Regions from separate parts of the Homo sapiens genome. Here region 1 is linked to region 2. Evidence: chromatin loops called from intact Hi-C (ENCODE). Cell type or tissue: ascending aorta. All regions are shown on one strand. Links, peaks and the distances in the headings refer to the core of each region. The heading gives the core; the rest is flanking DNA. Region 1 has its middle 27 kb from the start of FRZB. Region 2 overlaps FRZB (frizzled related protein).

Region 1 (8,344 bases), core at 278-8,277, 49 kb after region 2:
TTCCCATGTACACCCACCTCCCCAGTCTCTGGTAACCACCATTGTGCTCTCTACCATGATGAGATCGATGTTCTTAGGTTCCACATATAAGTGAGATCATGTGGCATTCGTCTCTCTGTACCTGTCTTATTTCACCTAACATAATGTCCTGTAGGCCCATCCATGTTGTTGCCAATGACAGAATTTCCAGTTTTTTTAAAGGCTGAATAGTATTTCATCCTGTATGTATGTATGTGTGTATATATATATATATATATATATCACATTTTTAATCCATTCATCTGTTGATGAGCACTTCGGTTGTTACCATATCTCGGCTGTTCTGAATAATGCTGCAATGAACATGGTAGTTCAGACATGTCTATGACATACTGATTTCAGTTCCTTTGGATATATGGCCAGAAGTGGAATTGCTGGATCCCTAGTGGTTATTTTTATAAATAGTATCACAAAGAACAAATAAGTCACAGAATAATAGAATATAAAATACTGTTTACCAAGGCATAAACTCTCACAATTTTTTTTCTCTCATGTATATCATGACCCCTCCCCAACCAATTTTCCTCTCTTATTACCTGTTCTTTGCTTTTCTACAGACAAAAATGCCCTGGAGATTAAGTACTACATACATATAAGATAAAACAGATGGTGCACTGAATAACCCCCATTCCCTGCATCCCTCAGAAAACCCAGGACTGAAGTTGCTTTTGACATACTGTATGTTTTTTATAAGGCCAAAGGTGTATTACACATTTTTATAATGTGAGTATTGTTGGGAACCTGATACGTACTGTGGTTAACGCCATAAAATATTTGAAGATTCTGAGGCAAGGTCCGTGAAAACGGCTGAGCGTTTCAGTGAATCTGCTTGTAATTCAACATGTGTCCTTCCAGGTTTGTAATACTGTCACCAAGACTCTCCTGCTTGTTTTATTTGCAACTCCCCACTGATAAAAGTAATGAATTCCAAGCGTGTTCACATGAGCCTGTGAACCAAGACTTAAGTCATAAATATGTTCCCTGGTGATATGGAATGGTTACAAAATCGTTATGTTTTGGGATAAAAATGTCTATATACTTCCATTATTAATTAGTATTATACAATGTTTATGAAGATTTATAACTGGGTAATCTCTAACTGATTTCTCCCAATTTCTTTTTTTTTTTTTTAAGAGTGTGTCCACACATAAATATGTATTTACTAGGTAACAATAACATGTAATCCCAAAGGGAGTGGTGATTAGCATTAAGGCATTCTAAAATCCTTCATTGTTTGAAAGGATTATTTGCTTGTCTAATTATTGACATTAGACTGTGTGAGGTGAAATATGTCCTTCAAAATGTGTCTCAGGTAGCCACTACAAAAACAATAGCGCACATAACTTAAACTAATAAAGGAGAACATACCCGAGGAGCAGAGAAAAACTGAAAGTAAAAACTTCAAAATGAATCTTTTTTCTTGAGAGTGGGCATAGTCTGGAAATGATTTACAGTTGCAAATGTTCCAGAGGTTGCAAAAGCCCTCCACCCTTGTGACCTTCGAACCCCATTTGCTCACCAAACCCAAGGTTTCTCTCTCTCTCTCTCCTCCTTCTTCTTTATATCTCACTATGCATACATATATATATACACAGATCTATATACTCAGTTCTTTTTATGGTCTCTACTTATTTTTAGATCAATACTATAGCTACATTTTAAGTTCTTAAAAGACATTTCTATGATTGAATCTATAAACTAATAAAGAAATTTGACAAGTTAACAAAAAGCTAAGCTGAGTATAACTGAATTTTGACCTACCTGGTTGTTTGCACAGGGTGTTAGGATTTTAAATATCTATTTTCAATGGTAAACCAACTCTCAATGAAATTTTTGTAGCTTAAATCACTATTTGATCAGAAGTATATATTAATTTTTTCATTGGTGATAATTTAGGGTAGAAAGAGGAAGGAGAAAAAAGGCAGGTCATGGAGACATAGAGAAACTGTCCGGGATTGGGAATTAGTTTGCAGCAGAAACAGGGAGAAGGAAAGAGCCTTCCCAGCCAGTTTCATCAGCTATTTATCATCACTACCTTCTTCCTTCTTTCTAACTCTGATTAGATCGTCCTGATTTGACAAATTAATCATCCTAAGGTTAGGATTAGATTCCATGTCTCATTACTATGGCCTCTAGGAAAGACAAGACAGTCTATACTTGTGAATGATGCAATAAACCATAGCTAATATCTGCCTGTAGCCTCTATTTATGAAGCACAGCTTGATAGGAAGAGAAGACTGGAGCTTTAAAATTGAATTAAATGAGCAAAAACAACTCTTTAGACAGACGTTCTATTCTAGAGAAAAAGATCTTTAATGTTTAATTTATAAAACTCTTCAAACTCGTGAATATCCAGCAACAAATTTTATACCTATTTGATTGATTTAAAGTAAATTAATTAGAAAAGCTTTAGACTTAGACTTCCCATTGCAGTATGATTAATTTACCAATCTAAATTTAAGATTCTGTAACAAATTATTCACATTATTTCCCCAAAACCCATTAAATATTACGTTGACTTGAAAATTCTCCTAGACTGCCGTTTTGTTTAACTTGCCATATTTTTGTGTATGGAATGAATGCTCTTTGGTGGATGCATATTATGCAGTTTTTTTCCACGTAGACATAAAATATCAAATAGCTAAACTTAAGTAAAACCTGATTGCTACCAATTAGAGGTTCTTTAGTGTAATGTTTTGAAAATGTTCTAGAATTTACAACCTCTGAAAAAATAAGCTTTTTGCCAAAGTCAGTATTGCTGAATTTGCCTAGTCCTAAAGGGATAATGCAGGGGTTATCTCCCTAAAGATTCAGAAAGCAAACAAACAAAAACTTAGATTAATTATACCAGAAGTTCTGGAGCTCATTCATTTCCTTTTAGTTTTGTTGAGTGGCAACGACATGAAGTGAATGTTAAAATTTATGAAAACAGTCATAGGATTTATCTTTTTTATGTGAGAGCAATTATGACACTTCAGATATGTTCTGATGTTCAACTTAATCTTTCCAGAAAAAAGGCTTTTGGAAGAAAATCTAACACTGCTAATAATGAAATCAGATGCTTTGACTAGAAGAGTCTTAAAACGACCTATTCCACCAAATGCCTTATGCTCCTTTCCTGCTCAATGGAACACATCACTTGTTATTGGAATAAAATTATAACTAAATAACTTTAACACTAGGATTTTCTGTAGATCTTTATCCTTAGGATAAGCACATGGACAATTTCAGCCCTGTAACTGACTGCAATAAAAAGAACAATTTGGGCCAGGTGCAGTGGCTCATGCCTGTAATCCCAGCACTTTGGGAGGCCAAGGTGGGTGGAACATGAGGTCAGGAGTTCAAGACCAGCCTGGCCAAGATGGTGAAACCCCGTCTCTACTAAAAATACAAAAATTAGGCTGGCACAGAGGCAGATGCCTGTAATCCCAGCTACTCGGGAGGCTCAGGCAGGAGAATCGCTTGAACCCAGGGGGCGGAGGTTGCAGTGAGCTGAGATCGTGCCACTGCACTCCAGCCTGGGTGACTTAGTAAGACTCTGTCTCAAAATAAATAAATAAATAAATAAATAAATAAATAAATAAATAAATAACTATTTGGCTTATTTAACGAAGTGTTTGGTCATTACTTTCTCCTTTGAGGCACACAGGAGCAGAGAGTAGCTGTATAAAACTGAAACCACTCTTTGAGGTTACGAAAAATGAATGTGATGGGACACATACCCTAATGAGTTTTATTTTCCTACAAGTGATAGGAAGGAGACAGGAGACAGACACATTCCTATGTAGTCAAGGACAGGTTCCCAGTGAAACCCAACATTCACGTTAAAGAGAGCCTGAAGCCAGAAAACCGAGCTGCCAGTTTCGGGTGGAATACACCACCAGAGTGAGAATTTCCTCCATGCCTTGTAGCCAATGGAATGGTGCTTTTTCCAGGCCTGACCATGGACCAATCAGCATGCACTCCCCCATTCTGAACCCATAAAAACCGTAGACTCAGCCTCACAGATGGCTACCTGATTTCGGGTTTCCTCTCACACAGAGGGCTACCCACTTCAGGTGCCCTCTCATGTCAAGAGCTTTTCTGCTGCTCAATAAAATTCTTCTCTGCTTTGCTCACTCCCCGGTGTCCACATACCTCATTCCTCTTGTTTGTGGGACAAGAACTCGGAACCGCGGAATGGCAGGTGCAAAAAGAGCTGTAACATGCATTCCTGTTCCCCAAGCTAGGAAGTGGAAAAACCACTGGGCAGCATGCATCCCCGTTCACCAAGCAGCGGGTGGCAGGAACAAACGAGCTGTAACACACCCCCATCCGCCAAGCTGTGGGCATCAGAGAGAGCTGTATCACACCCCCGTTTGCCTAGCTGTGGCATAAAGAAGCGAAGCAGTTGGGTGCCATTCCCTCCTGGCTGGCTTGCCAAACTACAAAATCCACATTTCTTGGGGGCTCAGACCTCAGGACTCCCTGAGTGAGAGGTGTGACACCCACTGGGGCTCTGTGGTTGCTGGCATCCCTGAGTTTTCAGTTGCCACCGCATTCCCCGCATCTAGACTTTTGCACCCAATGTGAAAGCCACCCATGGCACACCTAGTCCAGCTGAGGGCTGAGGGCAGAGTCCCTGTTTGGATGCGGGATCTGGGCAGGGGCACAAGCTGAGCCCAGCCTGCGGGCCGAGTGGGTAGAGTGAGCCCCAGGCGCCGAGTGAGGCCCTGAGCAGACGCCACAGCAGCTGCAGAGATTTCTGGCTGGTGAAGTGGCACTGAAGGAATCCTGTAATACCAGGAAGTGTTCCAACCATAACATAACATGATGTGAGCACCAAGTCAGGGACCTTCAGAGGAAGGAGAGACTGAACTCCATCTATCTTGTTTCTTCGGTATGGTACCTTAAATACCATGGATGTTCAATAAGTGTAGATTGTAAGAATGAGTGAATGAGAATTAGTGAGTGAATGAAAAAATAGAACATGTGCCTTTTTTTTTTTTTAGTTTAGCAACTTTTGTTCTTTCAGAATATTCTGAGATAAAAAATAATGCTTTTTTAAATTTCACAGCACATTTTCCTAGTGAGGTCAAATCCAAGGTAAAGGGAAGAAATAAAGCAGCCCTTGGAAGTCACCGTCTGTGCCCTTCATAGCGCTTCAGAGAGGACCCAGAAGGTCAGAGGGGCTGCTTAGACCCAATCTCCAGCATTAGGAGGTACCCAGAGTCTTGGTGTCCAGCCTTCCCCTAACTCATGCTTCTTCAAAGAGGCATAAGAAGTGGGCTGGGGCTGAGACTTATTTTTTGAAGTTTTAATCAAAGCCCTGTAGAGAGTTGGCTGAGGATCCTCAGACCCCTAACATTCTCTCCCTGTTTAATCCATGCTCCCCAACCACCACCACCACACCAAGGGTCCTTCTGCTCTTGGACTGTATGCCCCTTCCATAGAACCCATTCTATTCTTTGCTCCAAGCCAACACACAGCTGTTTCTCAATACTGCTAAATTAAACTAAATTTGGCCAAGGCCACCTCCTTACTTTGTTTCTGCCTCCTTACTTTGTTTCTGCCTCCTTACTTTGTTTCTCTGTAGCAAACTGCGGCCTAATAGCACATAAACAAAATGCAGGCTAACACTTGAGTAGCAAGTAGCTGAATCTCAGCAAATTATAGTAGCCAAACTTCAGCCAATTACAGGCTGCCAACTAATCAGTCCATGCCCAAATAAGGCAAATGCCAAGCTGTAACCAATCAAGCTGTTTCTGTACATTATTTCCTTTTTCTGTCTATAAATATTGCCTGCCACGTTGTTCCACATTGCTGGATAGAGCTCTCTGAATCTCCTGGAAATCCTCATCTCCATGATTTCTAATTTTTTTCTTTTTTTTGCGGGGGGACGAAGTTTTGCTCTTGTTGCCCTGGCTGGAATGCAATGGAATGATCTCAGCTCACCGTAACCTCCATCTCCCGGGTTCAAGCAATTCTCCTGCCTCAGCTTCCCAAGTAGCTGGGATTACAGGCATGCATCACCACGCCCAGCTAATTTTGTATTTTTAGTAGAGACGGGGTTTCTCCATGTTGGTCAGGCTGGTCTGGAACTCCCCATCTCAGGTGATCCGCCTGCCTCGGCCTCCCAAAGTGCTGGGATTACAGGTGTGAGCCACCGCGCCCGGCCCAGGATTTCTTAATGTTGAAGGGCTTCATGGTTCAGTCCTGGTTCTGAATGCTGTCCAATTCATGAATCATTGGTCAAAAAAACTCTGTTAAATTTAATTTGTCTAAAGATTTTCTTTTAACAACACATGCTCTCTGCTCTGGCCAAGCTGATATATAAGCATGATCTTCGTGAACTCTTCCTCAACCCTGGCAGCCTGCAGTAACTGCACTTATCACAGCTATGTTACTTAATCATATTAACCCTTAATGTGTATGCATATATTAATTTCTGGTGCTTCAAGGTTGAGGGCCGTACCCTAACTATTTATATCCCACTATTCTTTGCAGTGTTTTGTTCTCATAGTAGCTTATTCGTATTTGTAATCAAAATGAGAATATATTCTTTTCCTCTGGAACTGCCTTCTGTATCTTTTTTATTTAAGGCATGTTAATTCAGAGCAAAGACTTTCTGAAACATTATGTGATAGTTGTAGAACAAGAGGTAGCCTCCTTGTTATGCAGAAGAGTCAGCTAAGTAATTTCTCCACCCAGAAAATTCACCACTCTCATAGATATGAAGGAGGTCAAGTGTAAATTTTCTCTGTAAAACACAATTACAACAAATCCAGTTTACATAACCAACATCACATAACCGTCATGTGGTCATGGAGGTGATGATGATGGTGGTGGTGGTGATGGCAGACCATTTGGATACCCTAGAAGATGACCCTCAGAATCCTCATCTCCATAATTTCTTAATGTTGGAAAGCCTGAGTTCAGTCTTTGATACGCTTCTTTTCTCTATACTCACTCCCTTGGTGACTTCATCCAATCTCACAGCTTTATATTCTATCTAAAAACTGTTAATGTCCAGATTTATGTCTCTAGGCCAGATCTTGCCCCTGAACGCTACTCCACATTTCCACTGGGATATCTAATAAACATCTTAAATTTAACATGCCCTAAACTGTGCTCCTGATCTTTCACCACCACTTCCACCCCAAAACAAAATAATGAAAAATTTAAAAACTGGCCCACTAACAATCTTTCCAATCTCAGTTATGGTAGTTCCTTCCTTACAGTTGTTCAGGCTGAAATCCTTGGAGTCATTCTTCCTTTTAACTCCACCTTCAAAATATGGAAAATTCTGGCCATCTGGCCATCTCTCCATCTCTCATTACTCCATGTTAGCCCAGTGGCTCAAGTCTAGATTATTGCAGTAGCCTTCTAACTAGTCTCCCTGCTTCCATTTTCAGCTCCTTACAGACTAATCTCAACACAGAAGTCAAAATGATACTTTAAAAACATAAATTAGATCAATGTGACTCCTTCAATGTCCTTTACTTTCACTTAAAGCAAACATCAAAGTCTACAGTGGCCCACAAGACTCTACATGATCTACCTCTTCCCTCTGTTCTCTGACTTCACCCCCACTACCCGTCCCCTCATTCATTCCACCTTAGCACATATGTTTCTGGCTGTGTTTTGAACACATTGGGAATGAGAATGCTCCTGAGTCATTGATTTTTCCCTTGCTGATCCCTTGGTCTGCAGTACTCTTTCTCCAGATGTCCATGTGACTCACCCCTATACCTCTTTAATGTTTTCACTTAAATGTTAACTTCTCAATGGAACCTACCCTGACTACCCTATTTGAAAAGGTAAACACCCAATCCCTTGGCCCTCTTTATCCCTCCTCTTCCACTAATTTATTTTTCCCCATAACTCTCATCACCTTCTACATAATTCGTGTATGTATTTTATTGTCTACTTTCTTCCCCTAGAATGTAAATTCAAATGAAGACAGTGATATATCCATTTTGTTCTCGTGCCTATGAAAGAGCCAGGCACCTTATAGGCATTCAAAAAATATATGTTGCAAGAATTAATTAATGAATGGCTGAATCATTCATTAATTAGGTCATAATACAGTCTTAATTAAGTCATAATACAGTCTTCACTCACTGTAACATAAAGGAACAGCAACATTAGAAGTTACTCAAAACTCCACCAAATATATACCATCTTGACCTTGGGTAAATCATTGAACTTCTCTGACCCTCGGTGTTCTCATCTGTAAAACAGACATAATAGTCCTTTCTCATTCTATATCAAAAGGCTGTTCTGAGGGTAAAATAAGATAAATGGTAAGATGAAAATGGTATAA
Region 2 (8,344 bases), core at 247-8,246:
TAATCTCCTAGAAATTAAGGGCTCCCTTTTCCCTAGGCTTCTTCACATCAATCTGTAAAGAAGCGGGTTCTTAGATAAGCAGCCAGGCATTTGACTTCTTACATAAACATAAGCTTACAAACTTAGAAAGAGCATCCATCATTGACTAAGAAAAGCTACAATCCTCTTAAGAGGAGTAGCAGGCAAAACATAGAAATTAATTCCATTGAAGAAAAATTTGGGAAACAAGGTGGATTTGTTTTAAAGAGATTTAACTAAACCCAAAATTTTCAACTTTATATTTTTTAATACACTGCATTTTGAAAGATATTGAAGCTAACTTTTACAGTCTTATTCATTTCTCTCCTTTCAATTCCCAAAAGTATAGAAGAAATAAATCTGCTGTATATATCCTATATACTTTAAAATAGTGTACATAAATGTAATAATAAAACTCTTATTTTAATAAGGTTCACTGTAAAAGTCTGTTTAATCTCCATGTTTACTCATTGACTCAACATCAATAGTCTTATGCAGAGATAGTAACATACCTTTTATTAATACCATAGATATTAGAAAAAATCAAAATGCATATGGAATACAGTAAATATCAGTCCCTTATGTGTCAACGGGAAAGCTCTGTTAATTGCCCTTTCTAAATATAATGACTGTATAAATGAATTTATGACTCTAAAATATACACCAGCATCCAAAGTACATTGTGAACAATCAAAGAAGGGACTACTTAGGTTCGATAATCATTGATAAAATCAAGATGGTAATATATCTCATGGGGCAGCTGAGAAAATTAAAGATAATGTATGGAAATCACTTAGCACAGTCCCTGATGCAAAAATGGCAGGCTTTTTAATCCTTCAGTTAAGTTTGTCAGCTACATTTGGATTGGTGGCTCTTCAATTAATATTTAGTTTATTAGAATGTCGGATTTTAAGTCAAGCTAGATAACAACACATTTCCTTCGCTGAATACCAGCAACTTCTACAAGTGTTACTTTCCAAATCTGTCAGTGTTTTTCATGGGATAGACTGACTGAAGAAGTCAAGTTTGAGTCTTTTAACAGTTCCTTATGCATCAAAGTGCTCTGCTGTTCACTCAGTGAAGCACAACTGATGGCCTATGCAACCCAACTTGAGCTCAAATCCTCCTTCAGCCTCCAGGCAGGGAAGAGTCCCATGTATCTTGATACTTATCTCTGTGTACTTAAGTGCATGGCTCTAGGATGACAATACTGCTTGATGTGCTTCAACATCAACCAAGTGTTAAGCATTTTGCCCGTGTGAGACATTTTAATTGGTCGGGGCAGAGGGACTATGCTCCTAAAAATAGTCCTTCTGTTTTTAAGCCTTATTCTTAAATGGCTCCACTCGTTTACATGTGCACATCCTCATAGGTGCATCCACACACCTCTCTTAACACAGCAGTTTATACATCAACCATGAAATTTTCCTTACCATAGTTGTAATTGTTCCGGAAATAGGTCTTCTGTGTAGCTCTAATAGGCTTACATTTACAGCGTTCTGAAAAACACATTTTAGTTATAAGCACATTTCCAATATTAGCTTTCTTTTGTTTTGCTCAGACTCACATTTTTTGCTCAGACTAGATCTCAATTTGGTGGTGAGAAGGCTCTTGTCAATTCTGTGTGTCTGAATTTTTTCTCCTGGAACTACATTCATGTTTATTCTATCTACATGTCCTCTTATTCAATGTCAGTATGCTCATGAGAACGAGTTTCCATTCTCAACAAACCACCCAAATCCTGAGGAAATGCTGTTCACCCCCATGCATGAGAAGAGCATGACCCCTTAATCCTGAAAGAGGTATGCTTTATGCTTATGGAAGTATTAATATTATGAATACCAACTGGGAGGCAATTTTCTGCCTATGCTCAGGTAGCTGGTTTGCCCTGTGGACTATCACCTAATGTTTTTTTACTTTTAACAGATGACACAGTACTCCTCCTACTATTAGCTCCTAGATCTGAAAGCAACTCAAAGAGATAAGCAAGTGTTATTACAACCCAGTGAACTTGGTGAAGTTCTTAAGAGGGGCAGTGAGCCCCTTCTATAGGTAAAATAGCTACCATTCAACTCAATGGTATTTTTGTGCTTGTTGGAGGAAATTATGCAGGTATTTTGAAAAGAGAAATTTCATTTTTTAACAATATTTGGTGAGTAGTGACCAGAATGCATATTTTATGTATATATTAGGTTGGTACAAAAGGAGTTGTGGTTTTGGCCATCATAATAATAACAATTCTAATTATCTCAAAATGTTTCATCTATAGGGTAGATTCATTTGACACCTTGAAGAGTAGATTATTATACCTTTTATAGAAGAGCTACAAAGCTAATATTACTTAGCTAAGAAATATACATCATAAGCATGGCAAATTGTCAGGAATTAATGTCAATATAAAAGTAGAAAATAATACACAATTATCTTAAAATATTTAATTATATGTAAAGATTTCTTTAAATAATGCCCCTGAGAAAGCTTTAGTAAAAATTAAATGGTATGTGCTTCTCTTTTGACACAGAAAGGAAATAAGAACACATAAATTAGAGAAAGGACATCAACAAAAAAAGTTTCACTTAAAAGGCATTTTATGGCTGGGCACAAGCGCTCACGCCTGTAATCCCAGCACTCACTTTGGGAGGCCAACATGGTGGGGGAAAAAAAATTGCTTTAGCCCAGGAGTTCAAGACCAGTCTGGGCAATGTGGCAAAACCCCGTCTCTACAAAAAATGCAAAAATCAGCTGGTGTGGTGGCGTGTGCCTGTAGTTTCAGCTATTCAGGAGACTGAGTTGGGAGGATCACTTGAGCCCTGGAAGTCAAAGCTGCAGTGAGCCAAGCTCAAGCCACTGCACTCCAGACTGGGTGATAGAGTAAGACCCCGTCTCAAAAAAAAAAAAAAGTTGTTTTATGTTAACATGGGGAACAATAAAAGGCAGAAGCTTTTGTTGACCACTTGTATTTTCTAATGAAAATAAATTTTATTTCCAGTTGAACTTGTCAATAATACACTTTAACATAGCAGTCCCGAAAAGAGTATCACCCTTCCTGCCAGAGAAATAAGTATCTCTACTGGGGATAGGTAGCAGCAGCAACTGTTGCTCTTGCCCATGACAGAAATGAGAATTCCTCAATACCACACACAGCTCCTTCCCTTGTTCTCCTGATAATTTTTAGCACACAATTTCTGTGAAGATCTCAGCCAATAAACAATGAGTAACATTAGTGCTTGTTGCTATTTTGACAAAAACTATTCCAAAAATAACTTTATTAGCAAAATGATTGTATTATCATTTAAAAGAGAACAAAAAGTTACCTAGCTTTTGGCGTTCTGTATTTTATTCTGTATTAAAATGTTACATGTATTTTTAAAGAGATATTCTTGAGATGAGAATATTTCTGAAGACGTAAATTTTATGGTATTAGGTTTATAAATTATCCTCATCCATATATAGACTTGTGATTTTTCTACTTAAAAATAAATATCTATCAAAAATAAGTCATGTAAATAAATTACACATTTGTAATTCTTCAGAAATTTGCATGTGCTCAAATAAAAAATTTTGGCAAAAACTATAGCAACTGTCACTGAATTGAGTCTAATTTGATGTTGTTACTTACATATCTTTGCTTGGAGCATAAACAAATGGATTCCATAAAACTTTCCAGGCAGGGATTTTTTTAAATTATATTACAAAATGATTTAGTAATATTTCAAGTAGGCATTTACAAAGCTATGCATACAACTACATATACATAGCTAGACTATTACCTAACAGCTAATGAGCTAAGCAAATATTCTCGGGACTAAATTTTGCTCATCTGCAATATACTTCTTATTTCTGCTGGTCTCCAAGGTGACAATGCCATACTAAATATATATTTTAAATATTTATATGGGACAATATGTCCCAATCCCTAGCTCTTGCCATAAGCAAATTATCTGTATAGTTCAAGTAGCTCGATAAAATAACAGTAATAAGGAGAAGCTGAGTTTATATCCACAAAGCTCAAATATGAAAGAACCTCCTCTCATTTATGCTTACTCAACCCAAAAATTCATATCTTAGGTTATTCATGAAAAGGGTATCTTAGATCAATAGATCTGAAACATAATCCTCATCTGAATTATGTTTACACACATCAACGTACACATCCCCACAAGCCCAAGAACTGTGAAATTGTGAAGAATCAGAGAGAGGTATGTTGCATGCATTAGCTGTCACCTTTTTTGTGCCTGCTACCCTAAATCAGATGTAACAGTTTATTTTTATTACCTATAGTTGATTTCTTGATACTCTTTTTGGGGGGCCTGTAGCATTACCATCATTTCTTGTTTAATTGCTAGTAATCTTCCTCTCCCAACCTCCTAATGGCACAAGTTTTTTAGAATGGAAAATGAAATCTATTATTTACTGAGCTTTGCACAAAAACCATTAGATATTGATTTTTCTGTATTTCACTGTTGAGAAGAAAAGCTTATAAATGAATTAGCATCTGCCTTGGTGCTTTATGTAAGGAAAAAAAAATACTTTAAAAGTTAAAGGAGTTGGTTTTGACAAAATAGGCTAAGTAGTGACAAAGAGATCTTCAAACATGGGCAGTTTTAACATTAGCAATTCATTTACCTCAAAGCCTGAAATTAATACAATACCTTCAATTGTGGGACAGAGTGCAGTGCTACATTTACCAGCAGCCATGGAAAGGACAGAAAACTATTTTCAGCTTAGTTCTTCCTCACATTCCTTCCACTCCTCTTGCTTGATTTTTCTAGTGACTCTCCTAATACTAATGATCTCCTACATATCTGCTAATGAACCTGGAGACTGTTTATTTCATAGAAACATGAGTTTATCACCCTAGTAGAAAGAAATCTGAGTTTGCAAAGTTAACATGCCCAGTACTTCGCAGAAGTTAGTCTGCAGCTCAGGGGAAATGCCCCATGATACACGCAGTGCCCGAGCAGTGAACAGCCTTGCTGCCTCAGAGTAGCTTCTTATAAAGATCAAAATAGTTCAGAGGAGACAAGAATCTTAGCCTTCTTTATTCAGTTTTGCTCATACAAATATGCTCATTTATTTTTTAAAAACAAAAGGATACTAGTATTTTTGATATGATCTTAGAAGATCTAAAGAAGTCTAAGTCCCTGATACAGCTATGAAATATGACACTCACTGGACTGTCACTATTTAATGCAACATTGTTTGAGTTCAAGCTTAAGTGTGATAAAACTTTCTAACTATCCCTGACCTTTGTTTGAAATTGAATGCTTTTGGGTCTTATCCAGAGGTGTAAGACTATAATTAACTTCATCAGATCCCCAAACTCTCATAACCTTTCATGTACCATGACTTTGGAGGACTACTATGTTTGAGTGGATATTTTTCTGTTTTTTCTAGGAAAAAAAGCCTCAGATCTGTGCTTAGGATTTATTGTCAAAAACTATGGGGAAGGAGAGAAGAAAATACAATTGTATTTGTGTTACAATCTCCTTTATAACTTTTTCAAGACTGACCTTTTCTAATCAGATCAGAGTTTAAATCATTTTAATTTTTACCAGATGCACTGTAAGTCTCATATCCTGGCATTTGACCCCTGAATCCCAATTGTCCTCTTTTCCTCCATTTTAAAACACATAGGAGCAAAGCACAACACATTTTAAAAGATATAAAAAATAAAATTTTATAATTTGAAGATCCAGGTCCTTAACTATGACTTTTTTACTGAGCTCTAGATCTATATTTCCAACTGCCTGTACGAGGTATCTATGAGCAGTTCCAAAATTTTTAACAGTTCCATAATTTTTAACATCTGGTAACATCCATCACACCATGAATTTGTCTTTCTTCTGTAGAACTGATAGTAGTATCTTCTGACTCCATAACTCTGGTGTATCCATTCTTCTGTAAATATGAGATGAGAAAGGGAAAGAGAACTAACATTTGTTGAACTCTTTCAGTCACTTACATATGAATTCATTCATTCTGCAAATATTGGGCATCTGCTACATTCCAGGCTCTGTGATAGGCATGTAGGACACATGATGGGCACTACAGACAATCCAGAAGAGGATAAAGACATTGAACAAAGAAAGTACACACAAAATAATTTGTCACATGTGATACATGACATGAAATTAAAACACAATGTATATGTGTAATAAGAACATATAACTTAATGACCTAAACTAGTCTGGCCTCCAATATACTGTGAGAAAATGATATTTAAAGCTTTGGGTGAGTTGTAGTTCTCTAGGCAGGAACTACATCTTTATATATAAGACAGAGAATATGAAGTCCATAAAGGAGACTGAGAAGCAGCATCCAGTGATGTGGAAGGAAATACAGGAGAGTGTGGAATTGAAAAAGCGTCTTCCAAAATAAAAGCAGGGTAGTCCTCTGTGTCAAATGACCCTCAGAGCTAAAATGAGTTCAGAGAGAAAAGGGTCCACTAAATTCAACTGGCAACGTGATGACTGGACCCTGAGCAAAAGAGAGAATAGGACTTTGAAAGCTAGAAGACTTTATCCACTACACAAGAAGGAAAAGGAGAGAAAGGTACTGATATTGACAAGTTTGTAAATTGGTTGGTGGAATAATGAGGGTGTTCTTTCCAATGGCTTTTACCTTCTCATTGAAGAATGAAGTGAAGTCATCAGCTATGGGGAATGAGGGGCTACGAAAAGCAGGATGTGGGCATGTAAGCAAAGAAAGTATAAAGCAGTTATTTCATCAAATAGAAAGGCAAACCTTATAGTGGGTAAGAATGCTTGGCAATCTTGATTGTCTATTTGAATTTTCTATCTTGAATTTAAAGTGAAACCAGTCACCTCAGTTGAGTAATTTTCTCAAATAACTGGAGTTGGGATTTGCCAGATGAGTATGGAAGAGGAAGAGAAAGCAAAGAAATTGAGGGTATCTTCAAGGGTATCAGTATTGCAGTAGACCATGATATCTCACATAGACAAGAAGGCCAGAGGCTTAGCAGATAGTAAGCAGTAGCTGATGGATAGGTAATCTCAACATGGTAAAAAAAAAAAAAAAAAACAGCAGTGATGATACTGCAACAAATCATCTGGAATGAAAAGAGGCAGCAGGCAAAGAATGGGATTCTTAGAATTAATATTACAATGCTGGCACCACTGCTAGCACCACTGAAAGGCCCAGAACTGCTCATGGAAGTGAGTGGCTGGGGTAGAATAGACAAGCAGGTTAGTAAAGTGAAGAAATCAGTGCACTAGATGGATCATCTACCTTATCATCACAGCTATCAAAACAGCAGCAGGAATGGATGCCATGGTGGAACTTGTTCAGATAGCCCTTAAAACAGAAGATGGGCAATATACCACTTGGCCATTCAGGAGGTCAATTCCACTATCCTTCTAGAAACAAGGCGATAGTAAAACATCCCTAGATTCCACCCCATGGAACACATTCCCTCTTCCCAAAATTGCAAGTCATCAAATGGACACTTAATGGAAAACCGACAGGGTCTTATTGTTCCTAGGGCATTAACAAACAAACAAAACACCCGAACCCTAGAGTCCTGGTGTCAATGATGAAAGGGAAGAAAACGAACAACAACAACAACAACAGCACAACTCCTGCAGATTCAGAAATCAACTATATTAAACTAGGAACCATATAGAAGTCATATTGGTATTATGCTCATACAAGGGTGTACTTTTACACAATTAGAAATAAAATAAAATGATGCACAGAACTCAAAGTCTCAAAAATGCCATGGTATGCCAAAGCAGCCAGTCCCAAGTGTGTACAGTATGCTTCCATTTACGTGAAGCTGAATAACGACACCCATCTATGGCAATGAAAATCAGAACTGTGCTTGCCTCAGGGCAGAATGGGTGATAAGACACCAGACAATTTAAAGAAATGTTCTTTAGGCCGGGGTGCGGTGGCTCACGTCTGTAATCCCAGCACTTTGGGAGGCCGAGGCGGGTGGATCACGAGGTCAGGAGATCGAGACCATCCTGGCTAACACGGTGAAACCCCGTCTCTACTAAAAATACAACAAATTAGCCGGGCGTGGTGGCAAGTGCCTGTAGTCCCAGCTACTCGGGAGGCTGAGGCAGGAGAATGGTGTGAACCCGGGGGGTGGAGCTTGCAGTGAGCTGAGATCGCGCCACTGCACTCCAGCCTGGGCGACAGAGCAAGACTCCGTCTCAAAATAAATAAATAAATAAATAAATAAATAAATAAATAAATAAATAAATAAATGTTCTTTATCTTGATCTGGATGATGGTTACATAAATATATACATTTGTCAAAATTTAAATGCAGCATACACTTAAGATTTGTAGTATTTTA

Evidence for each region. Hi-C counts contacts between places; a loop is a spot of excess contacts. Peaks named below come from ENCODE experiments on the same cell type or tissue, not always from the same donor. Only the 100,000 strongest peaks of a DNase experiment are listed, where the experiment ranks them.
Region 1: a loop joins it to region 2, with 1.8 times the contacts of the local background. A loop is called at or near these places in 2 of 110 quality-filtered maps.

The regions. Positions count from the first base shown.
Region 1 is chr2:182,889,626-182,897,969 of GRCh38, forward strand. No RefSeq gene overlaps it. Among named protein-coding and RNA genes, the nearest start is that of FRZB, 27 kb to the left of the region's middle. In ascending aorta, for the core only: no CTCF peak of the experiment used is centred there; DNase peaks (open chromatin) are centred at 4,736 and 6,220; H3K27ac peaks cover 3,816 bases.
Region 2 is chr2:182,841,027-182,849,370 of GRCh38, forward strand. It overlaps FRZB (frizzled related protein), which reads right to left. Exons shown (of 6, transcript NM_001463.4): 3 at 1,452-1,517. It overlaps LOC124907916 (a long non-coding RNA gene), which reads right to left. Exons shown (of 2, transcript XR_007087330.1): 2 at 5,549-6,066. Among named protein-coding and RNA genes, the nearest start is that of FRZB, 21 kb to the right of the region's middle. In ascending aorta, for the core only: no CTCF peak of the experiment used is centred there; no DNase peak of the experiment used is centred there.